2 separate regions of the Homo sapiens genome follow, and region 1 is linked to region 2. The links are chromatin loops, found by intact Hi-C in ENCODE. Cell type or tissue: ascending aorta. All regions are shown on one strand. Each heading gives the region's core, and the rest is flanking DNA. Links, peaks and the distances in the headings are about the cores only.

Region 1 (10,743 bases), core at 2,184-10,183, 610 kb after region 2:
AATACATAGTGTGTTACATTGTAATAAGTGCCATGGAGAAAAAATAAATAAGAGGGTTGGGCATACCATGATGGGAAGGTAGGTTTAAATGTGGTGGTCGGCTGTGCGTGGTGGCTCACGCCTGTAATCCCACCACTTTGGGAGGCCGAGGCTGGCAGATCACCTGAGGTCAGGAGTTCAAGACCAGCCTGGCCAGCATGGTGAAACCCCGTCTCTACTAGAAATACAAAAATTAGCTGAGTGGGCCAGGAGCGGTGGCTCACGTCTTTAATCTCAGCACTTTGAGAGGCCGAGGCGGGCGGATCACAAGGTCAGGAGTTCAAGACCAGCTTGGCCAACATGGTGAAACCCTGTCTCTACTAAAAATACAAAAATTAGCCAAGCATGGTGGCGGGCACCTGTAATCCCAGCTCAGAAAGCTGAGGCAGGAGAATCGCTTGAACCCGGGAGGCAGAGATTGCAGTGAGCCGAGATCGCACCACTGCACTCCAGCCTGGGTGACAGAGCGAGACTCTGTCTCAGAAAAAAAAAAAAAATTAGCTGAGTGTGGTGATGCGCACCTATAGTCTCAGCTACTCTGGAGGCTGAGGCACAAGAATCGCTTGAACCCAGAAGGCAGAGGTTGCAGTGAGCCGAGATCACGCCACTGCACTCCAGCCTGGGAGACAGAGCGAGACTCTGTCTCAAAAAATTAAATAAATAAATAAATACATGTGGTGGTCCGGGAGGCCTTTTTTTTTTTTTTTGAGACGGAGTCTCACTCTCTTTCCCAGGCTGGAGTACAGTGGCATGATCTTGGTTCACTGCAGCCTCTGCCTCCCAGTGATTCTCTGTGCCTCAGCCTCCCGAGTAGCTGGAACTACAGACACATGCACCATGCCCAGCAAATTTTTGTATTTTAGTAGAGAGCTGGTTTCACCATGTTTGCCAGGCTGGTCTCAAATTCCTGACCTCAAGTGATCCACCCGCTTTGGGCCTTCCAAAGTACTGGGATTACTGGCATGAGCCACTGTGCCTGGCCAGGAAGGCCTCTTGATATTGACAAGATAACATCTGAACAGAAACTTAAAGGTGGTCAGAGAGTGAGCTATGCAGCTATCTGGGAAGGGCATTTGGGCAGATGCAAAAGCTGTGAAGTGGAAGCATGCCTGGTTAGGGTTGGCAGGTAACATACAAGGTGCCCAATTAACTTGGAAACAGCAATAAGTTAAGAGGCTGCTGGAACAATCCAGTCAAGAGATGGTGGGGGCTTGGCTCAGAGTAGTAGCCATAGAGTTGGTGAAAAGTGAGCAGATTCTGAATATATTTTGAAGGCAGAGCCCACAGGATTTGCTAAGAAATTGGACATGGAATGTAAAAGAAATCTTAAAAATGAGTGCAAGGATTAGGCCTAAGCAACTGGAAATAGAAAGTTATTCATTTTATCAAGACAGTAAAGACTGGCTATAGGAGGAGTAAATTTTAGGGTGTTATCAAGAGCTTGGTTCTGATCATAGAAATGTTGGGTTGGTGGCTGGATACTTGGGTCTGGAACTCAAGGGAGAGAAGTGTTGGCTGGTGACATAAATATGGGAGTCATTGTGGTTCTAATTATCAGAACCATTCCTGTCTTCTGAAACAGTTACCTACTACCAGAATTATGCTACATAAAGCCACCCCAAAACTTAGTGGCTTAAAACAACCACCATATGTTTAGCTTACGATTTTGGGGATCAGCAATTTAGGCTGAGTTTAATTAGCTGGGGAGTTCTGGTCTTGAGTCATTTGGGGTAGGCTTTCTCATGCCTCTGCTGTCAGCTGTCAGCGCAGCTGGCTGTTCTAGGATGACCTTAGCTGGAATGATTCATCCCTGCTTCACCCAGTCTCTCATTTCCAGCAGCTAGTCCAGGATTGTGTTCCCAGTGGAGGCAGTGTTTGGAGAGAGAGGAGTGCTCAAGGCCCCTTGAAGCCTAGGCCTGGAACTGTCACATCAACACTTCTGTCACATTCTCACGGTCAAAGCAAGTCACAGGGCTGGTGGTGAAGGACGGGGAAGTAGATTTCCCCCTTGGTGGGAGCAGCTGCAAAGCCGCATTGCAAAAGGCAGAAATACAAGGAGATTGTTTAGCCATCAGTGCAACCAGTTTATCACATGTCCCAAATCTGAAACATTTTCTTTTCTTTTTTTTTTTTTGAGACGGAATCTCGCTCTGTCGCCCAGGCTGGAGTGCAGTGGTGCGATCTCGGCTCACAGCAAGCTCCGCTTCCTGGGTTCACGCCATTCTCCTGCCTCAGCCTCCCAAGTAGCTGGGACTACAGGCGCCTGCCACCACGCCCGGCTAATTTTTTGTATTTTTAGTAGAGACAGGGTTTCACCTTGTTGGCCAGGATGGTCTTAATCTCCTAACCTCGTGATCCACCCGCCTCGGCCTCCCAAAGTGCGGGGATTACAGGCATGAGCCACCGCGCCGGCCAGTCTGAAACATTTTCAACCTGGCTATATTGAAGTTTGATGAACCATCTTTTCTCTCTTAAAAGAAATGTAGCCAGGCAGGTGGGGGGCTCACACCTGTCATCCTGGCACCTTGGGAGGCCGAGGTGAGTGGATCAAGACCAGCCTGGGCAACATGGCAAAACCCCATCTCTACAAAAAAATCCAAAAAAAAAAAAAAATTAGCTGGGCCTGGTGGTGCACACTTGTAGTCCCAGTTACTTAGGGGGCTGAGGTGGGAGGATCACTTGAGTCCAGGAGGTCGAGGCTGCAGTGTGCCAAGATCGCACCACTGCACACCAGCCTGGGTAACAAAGTAAGACTCTGTCTAAAAAAAAAAAAAAAAAGTAAAAATAAATGTAGGCTGGGCACAGTGGCTCATGCCTATATTCCCAGCACTTTGGGAGACAAAGGCAGGAGGATCACTTGAGCCCTCAAGTTCGAGACTGGCCTGGGCAACATAGCAGACCTCATCTCTACTAAAAATAAAAAAACTAAGCAAGGCGTGGTGCAGCGCACCTCTAATACCAGCTGCTTGGGAGGCCGAGCGGGGAGGATCACTGGAGCCCAGGAGTTTCAGGCTGCAGTAAGCTGTAATTGTGCTACTGCCCTCCAGCCTGGGTAACAGAGCAAGGCTCTGTCTCAAAAAGAAGAAAAATAAAGAATCGGCCTGTGATTGGTCTAATAAGACAGGTAAAGTTGGTCTGATATTTGGCTTTAGTTAGAGCCAGAATCTCAAGGGGAGGGAGACAGGATTCAAGAATACTAGGATGGAGTGAATGTGAGAAAACAGAATGAGGGCCCAAGCCTGTAGAGAAGGAAAATACACTGCAACCCTATCATGCGGCCTCCAGACCACAAGGTTAAAGATTCCACCTGCCATCTTGTACTTTTATGCTGCCCACTGCTGCCACCAAGGGATACGTGAAAGACATTCCAGCGTGATCTTCGTCTTTGCCACATAACAATTCTATACAACTGTGTTCACAAGTAAGTCATATCAGTGCCTCATAGCCCTGGTGGTAGTTAGGAAATCCTTCCTTTTTTTCTATCCTAAATCTCTATTTCTGTAGCACTCTAAGCCTGGATCTTCTTAGCTTCTCTCAGGAGGGAGAGGACAACACCCTTGGGTGTCTTCAGCATTCTCCAACTGCATAGGTGTTTGTTCTCCATAATGGCCTTGGGCACATTTTTCCTTCCTCCTCGCAGATGGGTCACCTATTGAAAATGCTGCGGTGCTGTCATGTGGCATCCCCAGGGTGAGGCCAGAGCGACAGGATGTCATCCGCCTCTCACCCACCTCATGAGCATTTCCTCCAGAAACAGGCCAAGAGGAAAGGCCCGAACTTTCAAGACTAGGATCAACCCTGCAATGTTTGTTTGGGGGGAAAAAAAAAAAAGAATATAGGCACACAAAGTTTCACGTGGTACAGGGAAGGTATGAGTTGCCCATTTTAAAGTGACATCAAACTGCTTGTCAACCCTGAAGAAGAATCTAGGGATAGATTAAAAAAGTTTTTTTTTTTTTTTTGAGACCTCTTCTCACTCTGTTGCCCAGACTGGAGTACAGTGGTGCAATCTGGGCTCACTGTAACCTCTGCCCCCTGGATTCAAGCAATTCTCTCACCGCAGTCCCCCAAGTGGCTGGGATTACAGGCACCTTCCACCACACCCAGCTAATTTTTGTATTTTTAGTAGAGACAAGAGTTTTACCATGTTGGTCAGGCTGGTCTCAAAGTCCTGACCTTGTGATCCGCCCACCTTGGCCTCCCAAAGTGTTGGGATTACAGGCGTGAGCCATTGCGCCCGGCCTAAAACATATTCTTTTTTTTTTTTTTTTTTTTTTGAGACGGAGTCTCACTCTGTCGCCCAGGCTGGAGTGCAATGGCACGATCTTGGCTCACTGTAAGCTCCGCCTCCCGGGTTCACACCATTCTCCTGCCTCAGCCTCCCGAGTAGCTGGGACTACAGGCACCCACCACCATGCCCGGCTAATTTTTTGTATTTTTAGTAGAGACAGGGTTTCACCGTGTTAGCCAGGATAGTCTCAATCTCCTGATCTTGTGATCCGCCTGCCTCGGCCTCCCAAAGTGCTGGGATTACAGGCGTGAGCCACTGCGCCTGACCCCTAAAACATATTCATGATGCAGTTTCCCAAGGCTACACAAAAGTCAGAGAATGTGAACAGGCATCCTGTATTTTGCAAGTCAGAGAATGTGAACAGGCATCCTGTATTTTGCACTGATTCAGAGTAGAGACCAGTATTGTAAGAATTTCTCATGGTAAAGGCACTCCTATGATAGCCTCTACTTACCAAATCAGCCGATGAGGTAAGTATGAGTTTCTGTTTTCTAGATGGAGATACTGAGGCTTAGAGAGGTTAAGATGCTGGAGTTCTCACAGCAAGTGGTTGGGCTTTTATTAGAACCCAGATTTCAAAATACCACCACTGCATAGTACTAATTCCACATGCCTTCTTCCAAAATGGAAAGAATGCCTTTTTTTCTTGTAAGTCTGCCAAATTGATGCAGACGCTTATCTTTTATTTGTTTTAGCCGAGCTAAAATAGAATGAAAAAAAAAAAAAAGAAAAGAAAAAGGAATTAGGAAGGAACATGTCTAAAGTACACATCGGATGCTGAGACATCTGGTATGCAAAGTGAGAAAAAGGTATCACAGTGTAAGTTCCTGCGTGTGAGTCCAAAATCCAACTGCACCAGTGTGTGGATGGGGCAGACCTGGTTTCAGCAGCAAGCATGAAGACAAGTTTTAGCTGGCAGAAATTCAAGACAAGTCTCCTGTCTGATATTACCCAAAAGAAGCAAATGTCAGTTTAGGCTGCATTAAAATATTATTGCGTTGGCTGGGCGCAGTGGCTCACACCTGTAATCCCAGCACTTTGGGAGGCTGAGGGCAAGGAACATGAGGTCAGGATATCAAGACCATCCTGGCTAACATGGTAAAACCCCGTCTCCACTAAAAATACAAAAAATTAGCCGGGCGTGGTGGCAGGCGCCTGTAGTCCCAGCTACTCAGGAGGCTGAGGCAGGAGAATGGCGTGAACCTGGGAGGGGGAGCTTGCAGTGAGCCCAGATCACGCCACTGCACTCCAGCCTGGGCGACACAGCGAGATTCCGTCTCAAAAAAAAAAAAAACAAAACAAAATTATTGCATTAACATACAATGTGGAAAACGAGGCCAAGCCATACCTGGGGAACTGCAGGGCCTTCACGCACTGTGGTTAAGAGGGACGGAAGTCAAGGGTGCTGAGCACTGGACAGGCGCATTAGATTCCTTTCCACTCTGGCGCTTTATATGTTGCTTTAGCAAGAGGGCAGTAACCACAAGCCAGCTGCCTGAGCTGTTTTCCTTTATCTCATGAGCTCATTTCCTTCCCATGCTTCCTGCTACAATAGTGGTTCCTCAATCCCCAGCAGGGAGCTGAAATCCCAGAAGGGTTTTTAAAATGCTGGATATTCTGGCTGGGCACGGTGGCTCATGCCTGTAATCCCAGCACTTTGGGAGGCTGAGGCGGGCAGATCACTTGAGGCCAGGAGTTCAAGACCAGCCTGGGCAACACGGCGAAACCGTGTCTACTAAAAATACAAAAATTAGCCAGGCGTGGTGGTGGGCACCTGTAATCCCAGCTACTCAGGAGACTGAGGCGGGAGAATCGCTCAAACCCAGGAGGCAGAGGTTGTAGTGAGCCAAGATTGCACCACTGCACTCCAGCCTGGGTGACAGAGTGAGACTCTCCCTCAAAAAACAAACAAAAAACCCGAAATATTAAATGCTGAATATTCTGTTTCAATAGGTGTGGTGTAGGCTCAGCACAGTGGCTGGCGCCTGTAATCATAACACTTTGGGAGGCTGAGTTGGGAGGATCTCTTGAGCATAGGAGTTTGAGACTACGGGGAATTATGATCACAGCACTTCACTTCAGCCTGGGCAACACAGTGAGACCCTGTCTCAAAGAAAGAAAGAAAGAAATTACTCTCATTCGAGAGGTACCCTCCATATACCCAGGGAAAATAAATATCCTCATCTCTGAAGACACAGAAACACAGAGAAGAATCTGAACAAACAGGCCTTGCTAAGTTCCCCCCAGTTTACCATTAGATCATCCGCTTTGTCCAATACTTTTGCACAACTGTTCACTCTTCATTAAACCAAAACAGAAAAATACACAAGCTCACCTGTTTCTTTGGGTCCTCATTTCCTTACAAAGGCTCCCATGTCACAGAAAACATTTAAAAAATATGTACGCTGGCTGGGCATGGTGGCTCACACCTGTAATCCCAGACTTTGGGAGGCTGAGGCAGGCAGATCACGAGGTCAAGAGATAAAGACCGTCCTGGCCAACATGGTGAAACCTGTCTCTACTGAAAATACAAAAATTAGCTGGGCCTGGTGGTGCGTGCCTGTAGTCCCAGATACTCGGGAGGCTGAGGTGGGAGAATCACTTGAACCCGGGAGGTGGGGGTTGCCATGAGCCGAGATCGTGCCACTGCACTCCAGCCTGGCGACAGAGCAAGACTGTCTCAAAAAATAAAAACAACAAAAAAATGTACGCTTTGCTTTTGTCGATTTGTCTTTTGTTATAAGGGCCTCAGTCATGAACTTAGCAATGGGTGTGGAAAGCAATTTTTCCTCCCCTACATGAAAATCTCTGCTGCTCTGACACTCACACCCAGTCCTCCTCCTCCTCCCTGGTCTATGGAACAGAGCAGAACAGGTTGCACATTACTTAACCAAATTTCAGAAGCTTAGTCACTTTTACTTTTAATAGATACCAGCAGTTGGTGTTACCATCATGCTGATATAATGGCAGTCACCAACGGTACTAACACACAGCCTGTGTTCCATCTGACAAAATCCACCACTGTGGATTGAATCCCTTCAAGCTAATACAATGGGAGAGGCTTAGGAAGGATGGGGTGCTAGGAACATAATGAAGAAAAGGTTACAGTGCATCATGCCCAAGATCTGTGTTTGCTTAGCTTCCAATTTTATCCTTGCCATCTGTTGATGCACATTCTTCCACCTCACTGAGGTAGTCAAAAGAGGTATTCATTTTCTTTCTAATTTCATGTGCAGTAATTTTCCTCTTTAACTGCCAGTTTCCACCTCCAGATTGAATACTAGTTTGGATGTTTGACTTACATGATGAATTGGTAGTTCTTAAGGATAACTCCCAAATTAATGTACTCAAGGAAGAGGAAATTACATGTATAGCTGTTTTGAATAGATGTCCAGAAAATACCAATTTTATACCAACTGCTTAGGGAACAGTAGAATAATTTGATAACCCTGTGCTCTAGATGAGGTCATGTGCAAGCCGCAATTGATAATAAACTAGGGCTTATCTGCTTCCTTTACATGTGGAGAAAATCAGCAATTATACAAGTAGATTTTTTTTTTCTATTTTTTATAGAGATGGGCTTTCACCATGTTGTCCAGACTGGTCTCAAACTCCTGAGCTCAAGTGCTCTGACCGCGTCAGCCTCCCAAAGTGCTGGGATTATAGGTGTGAGTCACCACATCTGGCCAACAACTAGATTTCTAGTAACTAGGTGTGGTAGCTCATGCCTGTAATCCCAGCACTTTGGGAGGCAAAGGCAGGAGGATCACTTGAGGCCAGGAGTTTGAGATTAGTTCCAGCAACATAGCAAGACCCTGACTTCCCCCCGCTCCCCCACAAAAAAAAAAAAAAAAACCCAGAAACTCAGGACTAAATGGTAGCCAGTAGCTCTACTGTCCTATTATTAAAAACACTGTGTTATAACTCTTGACTAATAATTGTGGCTTGTGTCCCAGAGGGCCCCTCCAGTGAGTCCCTTGATGTCTCAATTTTCCTTTGTCTGTAGATTGTGACTCACACACAAAACAGCACTGCAGTGTTCTTCCCAGTTTGTGCTCCTTGCTCTACCTCTGGACTCAGAGAAGAGTGGAATGCATACATAAATGAATGGAGGAGAAAGTAATTGAGGGAAACATCATTGCACAAGTTATTTTGGCAAGAATCTTCCCCTAAACTCATATCTGATGTTTCTCTCATTGAATTGTATTGACTCCAGCTAAAGCCACATCCACTCCCAAAGGTTCTCATGGCCCAGCATATGGAGGAAACTTCAATGCCAACTTCCAGGCTCAATTATATGAAACTATGTGTAACCGCACAAATCTACAGGCTCTCAAAAAATAAACTGGAATGTTCTGGTAGTTAAAAATATGCCCCTACAGTAGTAAAATCTGTTTTGAACTGCTGACATGCACAGGGGCCTGATTTATCATTGCTGCATTGATTAAGGGATAGACTTGGAGGATTTAAGTGAGGTAAATAGAAACTATCAGCACTATTATGATTTTTAACTTATCTGCAAGCTCCACATTTAGAGTGTAGCTAATTGAGATGGCTAGCATAGCAGCCAACTTTTATTCAATGGAAGGTATGTGGCACCTTTCTCTTTCAAGAGACAAGACCTCCCTCTATTACCAAGGCTGGAGTGCAGTATTGCAGCCATTAACTCGCTCCAAGCTCAAACTCCTGGGCTCAAGCGATTCTCCCTCCTCAGCCTCCCAAGTAGTTGGGATTACAGGTATGAGCCACTGCCTAGCTATGGCACCTTTTACTTTACTTGCTTATGTTAAAAACACTTTAATCAAGGCCTTTTCCTTCGGAATAATGAAATATTAAATGTTTCCAGAAACTTCAAGTTGCACTCACAGTTCTTATGGATAGTCTCTAGAAACACATGCTAATTGCCACAAAGCTGGAGCTCTTTAGTAGTGACCTACTAGTTGTAAATTACTGATCACTATACTAGTTGTAAATTAGTAAATCCTCCTGGTTTTAGTTCCATTTTACTGAGTATTCTGCTGCCAGCCAGTCATTCCACTCCACCTGTGTGCACACACATATAACCTTAAGGATGCTTTGTTATCAGTGTTCTCTCAAGTTGGTTGAGATTTATTGCTCGTCTTGCAATTTTACCATAATTATCACCAGTTTAGTTTGCAGTTAAGTTACTGACAATCCCTGCAGTTCAGAATGACAGAATTTACATCAACAAAAATCTAGTCATTTAACTAGATTTTGAAACTCCTAATGATCCAAATGAGTAATTCACACCTATTACTGAAGCAGATGCACACATAATAAAAAACCATGTACCTGTATTGTATTTCATGCCTGCGACTGTTAGTCTCTTGAGTGCATTTTAATTAGACTTCCTTTCCCACTAGTGAAATCCAACGGTAGTCAAGTTTACCACTATCAGGCCTCATATTACTTAAGTACTTTGCAACAGGTAACCCTGTTGACTACTTCCTCCTTCCTAAAACTTTTTCCACCTGACCTCTGGGAGGCCCTCCCTTGGTTCTTACCTCAGGGGCAGTTCCTTCTTTTTTAAAATTTTTAAACTTTTTTCAGATAGTGTCTCACTGCCGCCCAGGCTGGAGTGCAGTGGTATGATCACAGCTCACTGCACCCTCAATCTCTCGGACTCAAGCCATCCTCTCAGCTCAGCCGCCTGAGTAGCTGGGACTACAGATGCCCAATTAATTTTTTTAGGTCTCCCTATGTTGCCCAGGCTGGTCTCAAACTCCTGACCTCAAGCGATCCTCCCCACTCAGCCTCCCAAATTCCTGGGGCTACAGGCATGAGCCATGGTTCCTGGCTAAATTTTAGAGATGGGGTCTCCCTGTGGTGCCCAGGCTGGCCTCTAACAATCCTACCTCAGCCTTCTGAGTACAAGTGCAGTGGGAGCACCTCTTAATTACCTTTGTTGGTTTCTCTTTGTCAACCAATCTCATGTTGGAATGCAGTCTATCCTCTCTCCAAATGACCTTATCCTGTATCATGGCTTTCAATGTCTATTGTTATCTTTCCACTCTCTATATAGTTCTCCAGCTTAGACTTCTCTGAAGAATCAGCATCTCAAACTTAACACATCCAAAACTAACAAAACTAAACTCGACTTCCCACCTCAGTGCCAACTTTCTTCCAAACGCTCAGACCAAAATACTTGTATCAACATTAAATCCATCCTCACCCACCAGCATATCCTGTTGTCTCTATCTTCATTTCCTACCACCTCAGTCTACTACCCTAGACTAAGCCACTATCTTTGCCTTAAAAACACATTATACACAATTATTCTATGCTTTTACCCTGCCACCTGGCAGCCAAAGTGATCCTTTAAAAATTTGAGTCATATCATGTAACTCTTCTGCTCAGAGCGCCTGTGGTTTCCTTGAGGTCTGGTCTTCCTT
Region 2 (10,743 bases), core at 814-8,813:
AACAAACAAAAAAAAAGTAAACAGTACTTACTTTTTGCAATAGGAAACTCTTGCACATGGTTTCACTGAAATTTAAAAGTTATAACAGAGCATATAGTAAAAATCTCCCTCCTTCCCCATCACCCAGTTCCCCGTTTCCTCTCCAATTCAGAGACAGGCTGGCACAGTTCATCTTTATTAGCCAACAAATATCTGAATTATGGGTGAGTTGGTTTGGCCCATGGTAAGGGCAGTGATCCAAGAACAAATCCCAGCAGAATGGAAAAGTTGTTAATGAAGCTTTTAAAAAACATTCTTCCATGTACACACAATGTAATATCGGTAGAATTATCTTCGGATATGAAGCACAAGCGAAGACCATAGAGGTTAGCAGTACCCAGGAGAAAAAATATTTTGGCAGACTGGGAACAGATCGAATAACTTACCTTTTTTTGATTTTCTGCAGGACGTTTGAGGCTCCTGGCAATGAGGATCTTCCTGTAAGTGTTTGAGTTAGGGTTTGGCATCTGGCTTGACCTGATTCGCACAGACACAGCTGGCCCTAATTATTATGAAATCACATGCGACAAGAAGGCCTTCTCTTGGCACTGGAACATTCCAAGCCATTAGGTGGATGTAAAATCTGGTCATTATCCATTAATTTTTCCTTTCCTCTGATATACTTCTAGACCTTCCAGTCACCAGACTCTGTGCCATGTTAAAGGAGCTCTTCACATCCCAACCATGTTCCTGGAACCCAAGAAACGATCAGTTATAATTTGGGCGACTGCCAGCTAATCTCCTTTCCCACAGGGTTGGGCAAGGGACAAGATAGCAGTTGTTCGTTTAGTACCTGGTATTTTACACTCTTTATTCCATTGAATAGTAGATCATATCTATGCCTGTTATATTTTCAATTAACTTAACAAATAGCAGGAAATGAAACTATTAAAATCTTATATCCTAGTCCCAGCCATTCCAGAGATTATCTTTAACTTTAAAAAAGGAGGAGGGAGGTAATATTTTACTAGGCAAAAATGTATAAATATACCTTTATAAATGAGTTCTTAAATTTTTTTGAGACGGAGTCTTGCTCTCTCATCCAGGCTGGAGTGCAATGGTGCGGTCTCAGCTCACTGCAATCTCCGTCTGCTGGGTTCAAACGATTCTCCTGCCTCAGCCTCCTGAGTAGGTGGGACTACAGGTGTGTGCCACCACACTCGGCTAATTTTTGTATTTTTAGTAGACACGGTGTTTCACTACGTTGGCCAGACTGGTCTCGAACTCCTGACCTCTTGTTCTGCCTGCCTCGGCCTCCCAAAGTGCTGGGATTACAGGCATTAACCACTGTGCCCAGCCTGAGTTTAAAATTTTTTAAGTGTCCCAGGTAGCTTCTAGCCTTGGTTTATGAAACCCTGTAATGTCTCCATTTTATAATTCTCTACACCACCTTCCCCCAAATAATCCACTGTGATTTAAATAATAAATGTGCCATGCTCTGTGGCTCATGCCTGTAATCCCAGCACTTTGGGAGGCCCAGGTGAATTGATCACTTGAGACTAGGAGTTCAAGGCCAGTCTGGCCAACATGGTAACACACCCTGCCCCGTCTCTACTAAAAATACAAAAATTGGCCAGGTGCCGTGGCACATGCCTGTAGTTCCAGCTACCCCGGAGGCTGAGGCAGGAGAATCGCTTGAACCTGGGAGGTGGAGGCTGCGGTGAGTTGAGATCATGCCACTGCACTCCAGCTTGCAGGACAAACTGAGACCCTGTCTCAAAACAACAACAACAGCAACAAAAACTAACTAGATTAAAAATAAAAATAAGAAAAAATAAAATAAATAATAAATGCGTGTAACATGCATGTGACTTAAGCTGTCTGGGTATCATGACAACAAACAAATGGCAATGGAGAGTGGTAACTCAGTGTTTCTTTAAATCAATTCACTGGCTGTCAGAACTTAAAAGACTTCCTGGTTAGTATTTTCCCAAGTTCACTTATTTGCATACCATCTTCATAACTTTTTTAATGGAATTTTTTTAAAGTATCAATTTCATATAATTAATGATGAAATAGTTTTACAATATTTGTTACAAAAAAAGAAAGCCTGTCCTCCATTCCTTGAAGTTACGGCTTTCAATGCTGCTACATTATTATTTTCTTTTCTTGCTCCTTGTTTTTTTTTTTTTTTTTTTCCTGAGACAGAGTCTTGCCCTATTGCCCAGGCTGGAGTGCAGTGGCAGGATCCCGGCTCACTGCAACCGCTGCCTCCCAGGTTCAAGCGATTTTCCTACCTCAGCCTCCCGAGTAGCTGGAATTATAGATGTGCACCACCATGCCCAGTTAATTTTTGTATTTTTAGTAGATACCAGTTTTACCATATTGGCAGGCTGGTCTCGAACTCCTGACCTCAGGTCATCCGTCTGCCCTGCTTCCGAAAGTACTGGGATTACAGGCGTGAGCCACCATGCCTGGCCACTAAATTATTATCTTCATATTTACCTCCAATTCTTCCCTTTAAACAGAAGTCTTGATATTTGTACTTGATTTTTCAAGTTTTAGCATTATCTATTGACTTCCTGCTGTGGAAGATTCAGATTAAGCTTTATTTCAATATTTCTGACCTAAATCCCTTTTCCCCCTCTATTATTTCCTATCCTTCCCCATTCTTCCAATATAGATATTTTGGTAAAATCAGTCTTTTGTTAGTATTCTGTACTTTAAAGATACTATTGACAGCTGAACAGCATAGTGAACTGATTTCTTTTTCTACACAGCTATTTATTTTTCTTGGAAAACCCTTTATAGAATAAATAATAATATAAATAATAGTTTGTTTAAGCTTATTTATTTATTTATTTATTTATTTTTATTTTTTATTTTTTTGAGACGGAGTTTCGCTCTTGTTGCCCAGGCTGGAGTGCAATGGCGCAATCTTGGCTCACCGCAACTTCCACCTCTTGAGTTCAAGTGATTCTCCTGCCTCAGTCTCCCAAGTAGTTGGGATTACAGGCATGCGCCACCATGCCCGGCTAATTTTGTATTTTTAGTAGAGATGTGGTTTCTCCATGTTAGTCAGGCTGGTCTCGAACTCTCAACCTCAGGTGATCCTCTCGCCTCGGTCTCCCAAAATGCTGGGATTACAGGCTTGAGCCACCACTCTCAGCCTTCGTTTAAGATTTTTAAGTACACTTATCACTAATGTATGTACAAACTTTCCCCTAGTTGCATAAATCTCTCAATCTTCATGCCATTGGTAGCCTTATAGTTTGATCTTTTAGAAGAATTCTCTTCTGGGATCTTCTGAGGAGAGGCAGGTTTCTGGCTGTGTGGAATGACAGAGGATGTCCCACTGCTTCTTACGATGACTTTCAACTGGAATTGTTTTCGACTTTACCTCCTCCGCATCTGATTCCACAGACAATGGGTGCAACAAATTCCTGGGCCTTCCAGAGGTTCTGGATGCAAATTAAGTTGCTTCTCAGCTTCCCCCACTGCTGGCTGATGGTTGAGATTTCCTGCATCTTCCAGGTAAGTTATCCCATGTCCGTTCAATGTTTCTAAAATTGTTGCCATGGTATTTCTCATTTTATTTGTACTATTATGTGAAAATTATGTACTGTTGTGTATGCTTTTAAAAACATCCTTCTGAACCCACATTTTAGTGGTTTTAAACTGAAAATCCTTTCAGTTTTTTTCCTCCTATCCTATTATTTTCTGGCCTTTACCTAATACAGGTTGAATATCCCTTATATAAAATGCTTGGGGCCAGGCATGGTGGCTCACACCTGTAATCCCAGCACTTTGGGAGGCTGAGGCAGGTGGATCACCTGAGGTCAGGAGTTCGAGACCAGCCTGACTAACATGGTGAAACCCCATCTCTACTAAAAACACAAAATTAACCAGATGTAGTGGCGCATGCCTGTAGTCCCAGCTACTAGGGAGGCTGAGGCAGAAGAATTGCTTGAACCCGGGAGGCAGAGGTTGCAGTGAGCTGAGATCACGCCATTGCGCTCCAGCCTGGGCAACAAGAGCAAAACTCAGTCCCCAAAAAATTTTTTTTTATTAAAAAATAAAATGCTTGGGATCAAAAGTGTTTTAGATTTTGGAGTTTTTCGAATTTTGGAATATTTACTTATATACTCACCAATTAAGTATCCCTAATTTAAAAATCTGAAATGTGAAATGCTCCAGTGAGCCTTTCCTTTGAATATCATGTCAGTCCTAAAAAGTTTTGGATTTTGAGCTGGACACGGTGATGCATCCAGCTACTTTGGAGGCAGAGGTGGGAGGATTGCTTGAGGCCAGGAGTTCCAGATCAGCCTGGGCAACATAGCAAGACTCCATCTAAAAAAAAAGGTTTTGGATTTTCCAGCATTTCAGATTCTGGATTTGGGACTAGGGATATTCAAACTGTAGTAGTCTTTATATTGACTTGATTTTTATATTTTAAACTCATCCTAATCAATAACATTAATAAAATTATGGGTGGAATATAGTTAGATTTTCTTATATAGTTATATTTTCTAAAATACATTAATATATATTAAAAAGAAAAAAATATTGATGTACCACCAGTGGCATGCACTCTACTTAGGGAAACACTGCCTTGGCCCACTGCAGACATTAAGGTCCAGGGAGGTTAAATGGTCTTGCTTGAGGTCTGGCAAATGGCAGAACTGGGACATTCCTTGGATCTCCTGAATTCCCTACTTGTTTTTACCACAAAGTCAGCCAGCTTTGCGCAAAGCTGGCTTTTCTTACTGCAAAGCAGCCAGTTTTTACCGCAAGCCAGGCCTGGGCCTCTATGTAGAGGTACTCATTAACTATATGCCTTACTTCTCTAAGCTATTCACTACCACTTGGCATGTTATACCACCATGAAATTATTTACCCCCTAAGTTACAGAGCTTGTTTGAAGCTAACAATTCCAAATATGCCCCACTTTTAGCCCTGAATAGAGAGATGCATTGATGGAAAAATAAATGAGGTCAGTATTCTTTTCTACTCATCTGACAAGAATGGCACTTTATTAAGGAAGCAAATTTTCCAATGTGGTTTCCAAAAATCTTACTCATTCCAAAATGAATAAGGAGGTGCTCCATTCTTTTCTTTGCTATATCAACATATAGGACCTCCACGTCACAGACCTTAGATATTTCCCCAAATAGAAAATAGTACAGTTTGTAAGTGGCAGAATCAGTCTGTAAACACAATTTGTTCCAAACCCATCATTTAAATAGAAATGGCCCAAAGCCAGCATTGCTTCAAGCATAGGAATTCTCATATCATTTGTCCTCACCAACAAATTCCACAGTACCAAATTTAGCTTGGTGAGACAAGCATGATGCTGAAAATACATCCTCTGCTGTTATTTGGCAACATTTAATAAAAGAAGAGCAGATGTTGAACTATAGGGACAGGTTAAATTTTGAAATTACAGTGCCATTATAACTAATTAAAGCCAGAATAAAAGACACAAATTTGAGAAAGATAAAATTATTGAAATAAGACTTTGGAGTTTGTTTTAACAGGATTTGATCTGTGTAACATATTTTGTAATGTCTATTTGTATTTGTACATAATTGCACTTTAATTTATAACAGTTTAACTTCAAATATTTTTCTACTTTAAGTACAGTGCAGTATTTAAATAGAAGTATACTTCTATTTCTTCCTTCTTGTCTTTATGCTATTGTGATACATTTTGCTTCAATATATGTTATGAATCCTGCAATATACTGTGATTATTTTCACTTTAATTAGTTGATGATGTCTTAAAGAAGTCATTTATATATTTATCATTTCTGGCACTCTTCAGTCATTTGTATAGATCCTTTTCTTGTGCTGTATCCTGCCTGAAAACTTCTGTTTTCTTTCTTGTTGTGCAGATGGCTAGTGATGAGTTCTTTCAGCTTTTGTTTGAAAAGTTTTAATTTAACTTTTATTATTATTATTATTATTATTATTATTATTATTTTCAGATGGACTCTTGCTCTGTGGCCCAGGCTAGAGTGCGGTGGCATGATCTCGGTTCACTGCAATCTCTGCCTCCCAGGTTCAAGGGATTCTCCTGCCTCAGCATCCCAAGTAACTGGGATTACAGGCACCCACCACTGCGTCCAGCTAATTTTTGTATTTTTAGTAGAGACAGGGTTTCACCATCTTGGCCAGGTTTGTCTTGAACTTCTGACCTTATGATTCACTCACCTCAACCTCCCAAAGTGCTGGGATTACAGGCATGAGCCACTGCGCCTAGCAGTTCACTTTTATTTTTGAAACATTTTTTGCTGGGTATAAAATCCTAGATTTACAGCTTCTGTTTCATTACTTTAAAGATATTGTCTCATTGTCTTCTGGGTTATGTAGTTGCTGTCAAGAAATCTGCTGCCATTGGTTTTGGCTGTTGTTCTTATGTAAATAAGATGTCCCCTTTTCACTGGCTGTTTTAAAAAATTTTTTTGACACTGGTTTTCAACAATTGGGCTATGGTGTGCCTTGGCATGATTTTCTTAATGTTTATTCTGCTTGGCATTTGTTGAGCCCCTTGAATCTTCAATTTATAGTTTTCTTCAAAATTGGAACACTTTTATTTATTATTTTTTCAAATATTTTATCTCCCCCCTCACATCATTTTCTTGGCACTTTAATTATACACATGTGTTCATCTAGGTTATATATGTAAAGTCCACAAGTCACTAATGCTCTATTCATTTTTTTTAGTCTTTTTTCTGTGCTTCATTATTTCTTCAACTTCACTTACCTTTTCTTCTGCAATATCTGATTAACTATTAATCCCATGCAGTATTTTTCAATTAAGATACTGCATTTTTCATCTTTATGTGTTTTATCTGAGTCTTTTAAAAGTATCATCAATTTGGCTGGGCATGGTGGCTCACACCTGTAATCCCAGCACTTTGGGAGGCCAAGGCAGGCGGATCACCTGAGGTCGGGAGTTCAAGACCAGCCTGACAAACAGGGAGAAACCCTGTCTCTACTAAAAATACAAAATTAGCTGGGCCTGGGGTGGCACATGCCTGTAATCCCAGCTACTAGGGAGGCTGAGGCAGAAGAATCGCTTGAACCTGGGAGGCGGAGGTTGCGGTGAGCCAAGATCATGCCATTGCACTCCAGCCTGGGCAACAAGAGCGAAACTCCGTCTCAAAAAAAAAAAGTATCATTAATTTATCTTTTCACCATGTTCATGTTTTTATTTACTTTCTTATAGATAGGAGTGTATTTAAAATAGATATTTTCATGTTCTTGTCTGCTAATTCATTATTTCCATAATTTCTGGGACTGTTTCTATTGATTACTTTTTCTTTTGGTTATAAGCAATGTTTTCCTGTTTTTTTGTATGCCTGGTAATTTTTGACAGGATACCTGGCATTGTGATTCTACATTGTTGGTTGCTGGATTTTGTTATTTTCTTTTAAATAGTGTTGAGCTTTATGCTGGTACAAAATTAAGTTACTTGGAATCTATTGGATCCTTTCCTTTTCAAGCATTTTAATGGTGAGTTCAGAGTGGCTTTTAGTCTAGGGCTTATTTAGTCCCACTAGTAAGGTGGGACTACATAAGAAGAGTCCCCCTCTGAGGACTCTAGGAGGTCTTTCTACTCTGACTGGTGGGAACACAAACTATTCCTAGCCCTGTGTAAGCCCCAGGAATTGTTCAGCTTGCTGCTTTTGGGTGATGGTTTCCCCTTAGATAGTTTCCTCTTGTGTATACATGAATCAGCCATCAGCCAAAGCTTCAAAGTGGCTCCTTTATAGATCTCTGGAGTGCTCTCTTTTTCTCCCTGTCTTCCCCTGCATCTCCCTCCTTTCTAGTGCATAGACCCATACGTTCTAGTGACTTTGACCTCCCTTGGCCTGGATCTCTTGCTCCTCATCTCAATGAGACTGCTGTGCTATTTCTTCCTCCCTATACTGCAATCTGGAAATTGCCTCCAGGTAGCAAGCTGGGGCAATCATAGGGTTCACCTCTTTATTTTCCCTTCCTCTTGGATCATATTTCTGTGCTGCCTGTTGTCTAACATCTGAAAACTACTGTTTCATATATTTTGTCTAGTTTTTTAGTATTTTAAGACAGGAGGGTAAATCCATCCCCCATTACTCTATCATGGCCAGAAGCAGAAGTCTTCCGATCCCCTATAATGAATGTTTGTGGCTGGAAAAATGTTTGTTTATTTTCTATAACTTTCCCTAGTGATTCTACAGTTCCTTACCAAGTTTGATGGTAAAATAAAAATTAATCATGCTAGAGGCCGAGCATGGTGGCTCACACCTGTAATCCCAGCACTTTGGAAGTCCAAGGTGGGCAGATCACCTGAGGTCGGGAGTTCAAGACCAGCCTGGCCAACATGGAGAAACCCATCTCTACTAAAAATACAAAACTAGCCAGGTGTGGTGGTACATGCCTGTATTCCCAGCTAATTGGGAGGCTGAGGCAGGAGAATGGCTTGAACCCAAGGGTGGAGGTTGAGGTGAGCTGAGATTGCACCATTGCACTCCAGCCTGGGCAACAAGAGCAAGACTCCATCTCAAAAAAAAAAAAAAAATTAATCATGCTGGAACTTCACTTTGGTCACATTAGCAGCAGGCTTCTTTTCCTATTTTGTTTCCTGGCACCTGCTGGATCTCTAAAGCAAGAGAGAGTCAAACCCTTGGTTTCCCAAGTTTGGGTCTACCTGATTCATTCACATATACTTTATGTGATGATCAGTGTTTTCATGTTTAGATTCCCATAACTCGTGATTATCTGATACTGACTATAGTTGTTGAAAATTATATATAAAAAAGAGCCCTAATAAAAGTCGTAAGAAGGCAAGCATTCTCTTGAGTGCTCACCTTTTTTATTTCTACTTCACATACTGGAGCCCTCTCCTTGACTTCAGGCCTTCAGTAACATTCAGGCAGTTCCCCGACTCTCCAAAATCCCTTCTGGAAGCTTCGCACATAGACACATCCTATTTCAAAATTATGCTCTTTTTCTTTTTACAAGATAGTCAAACTCCAATGACCTGAAAGGCTTAACCCGTTCACCATAAGAAGCTTGAAGGTAGGAACTAAATCTTCTTTTTGGTGTTTCATCAGATTCTAGAATGTCATCTGACACTGGACTTCATAATTGTTCACTTTCTGAGTATACCTTGAGTGATTGAGGGCAGGAAATTTGGAGCTACTGTCACAGTGCTTTCTACCACCTCCTCTGGCTTTTAGGGTGTCCAAGATAAAATAAGAAGGGACCCTGTTTTCTCATAGTTGCATTTTTCTAGTGGAGGCTCTACCTCTTATCTGGTCTTTAAAAGAGAAGAAAAGACTAACCTCTTGGGAAGGTTGATTTTGGCTTCTGCCCAATAACCCAAATCCATGAACACTCTCCCACCTTCTGAAGTTGTATCTCTAATTTTTTCATAGACATTTTAATAGGGTTTTCACTTCCCTACCATTAGTTTATATTTAATATCAAGTTAATGAACTACATTTGTAGGATCTTTATCCCAAGTCTGTATTCCTCAATTTTTTACAGACTTTATGCTTTCGGGTAATCATTTCAAGTTTCATCATTTTTCAATATATCCCACAAGCAATTTGTGACTTGGCTCTATCAGCTTGAAGTAATTAGAAATTCACTTGCACTATTGAGGACTTGCATCTGTAAAAGGAAGAAATATTTTCTGGAAAAATGGATTTGCAAAATGAAGGCACTTTGGCTTGGTGAGTCTGGACCTCACACAGGTTGAGACAGTCACAACTTGAGACCGTGAGATAGGTGAAAGGCCCTTGAACCAGAACACTAGAATCAAATGAGTCTTTTCTCTCATGTTGCCCTGTGGTAGACAGAATGTGGGGTTGATGACCAGGCCAAGCTAAGGAAAACTCAGGTGGATGGGCATGAGCAGGCTTGTTTTCAGATTTGAATAGCATTTCAATACCTTCAAAACCATTTTCACTTGTTCATCACCCTGCTTTTCACCACCAATGAAATGTGGCTATTCCATTCACCTCTGGACACTTTAGGTTCCTCTTTGTTTTCCTCCTTGTACCCCTCTCTCTCTTTTTTTTTTTTTTTTTTTTTTGAGACGGAGTCTTGCTCTGTCGCCCAGGCTGGCGTGCAGTGGCGCGATCTCGGCTGACTGTAAGCTCCGCCTCCCGGGTTCACGCCATTCTCCTGCCTCAACCTCCCGAGTAGCTGGGACTACAGGCACCCGCCACCGTGCCCGGCTAATTTTTTGTATTTTTAGTGAGTCGGGGTTTCACCGTGTTAGCCAGGATGGTCTCAATCTCCTGACCTCGTGATCCGCCCGCCTCGGCCTCCCAAAGTGCTGGGATTACAGGCGTGAGCCACCGGGCCCGGCTTTTTTTTTTTTTTTTTTTAAAGACAGAGTCTCCCTCTGTCGCCCAGGCTGGAGTGCAGTGGCAGGATCTCGGCTCACTGCAACTTCTGCCTCCCAGGTTCAAGCGATTTTCCTGCCTCAGCCTCCCGAGCAGCTGGGATTACAGGTGCACACCATTGCAAGCTAATTTTTGTATTTTTAGTAGAGATGAGGTTTTCCTGTGTTGGCCAAGCTGGTCCTGAACTTCTGAACTCAAGTGATCCTCCCACCTCGACCTCCCGCAGTGTTGGGATTACAGGGTGAGCCACCGCGCCCAGCCAAAAGCTAAGTTTACATATTGTACAAGTCATAGTAAGAATAGCCAGGTGTGGTGGCTCACGCCTGTAATCCCAGCACTTTGGGAGGCCGAGGCGAGTAGAT

What was found. A loop is a pair of places that touch in the nucleus more often than their neighbours do. Peaks named below come from ENCODE experiments on the same cell type or tissue, not always from the same donor. Only the 100,000 strongest peaks of a DNase experiment are listed, where the experiment ranks them.
Region 1: a loop joins it to region 2, with 6 times the contacts of the local background. A loop is called at or near these places in 2 of 110 quality-filtered maps.

The regions. Positions count from the first base shown.
Region 1 is chr13:45,324,062-45,334,804 of GRCh38, forward strand. It overlaps TPT1 (tumor protein, translationally-controlled 1), which reads right to left. Exons shown (of 6, transcript NM_003295.4): 6 at 9,410-10,743. Among named protein-coding and RNA genes, the nearest start is that of SNORA31B, 7.0 kb to the right of the region's middle. RefSeq lists an enhancer at 6,091-6,591. In ascending aorta, for the core only: a CTCF peak has its summit at 5,799; DNase peaks (open chromatin) are centred at 5,433, 5,840, 8,010 and 8,320; H3K4me3 peaks cover 1,745 bases; H3K27ac peaks cover 7,310 bases.
Region 2 is chr13:44,715,270-44,726,012 of GRCh38, forward strand. It overlaps LOC105370185 (a long non-coding RNA gene), which reads right to left and starts at 8,908. Exons shown (of 3, transcript XR_941929.4): 1 at 8,834-8,908; 2 at 426-729. In ascending aorta, for the core only: no CTCF peak of the experiment used is centred there; a DNase peak (open chromatin) is centred at 4,672; H3K27ac peaks cover 3,864 bases.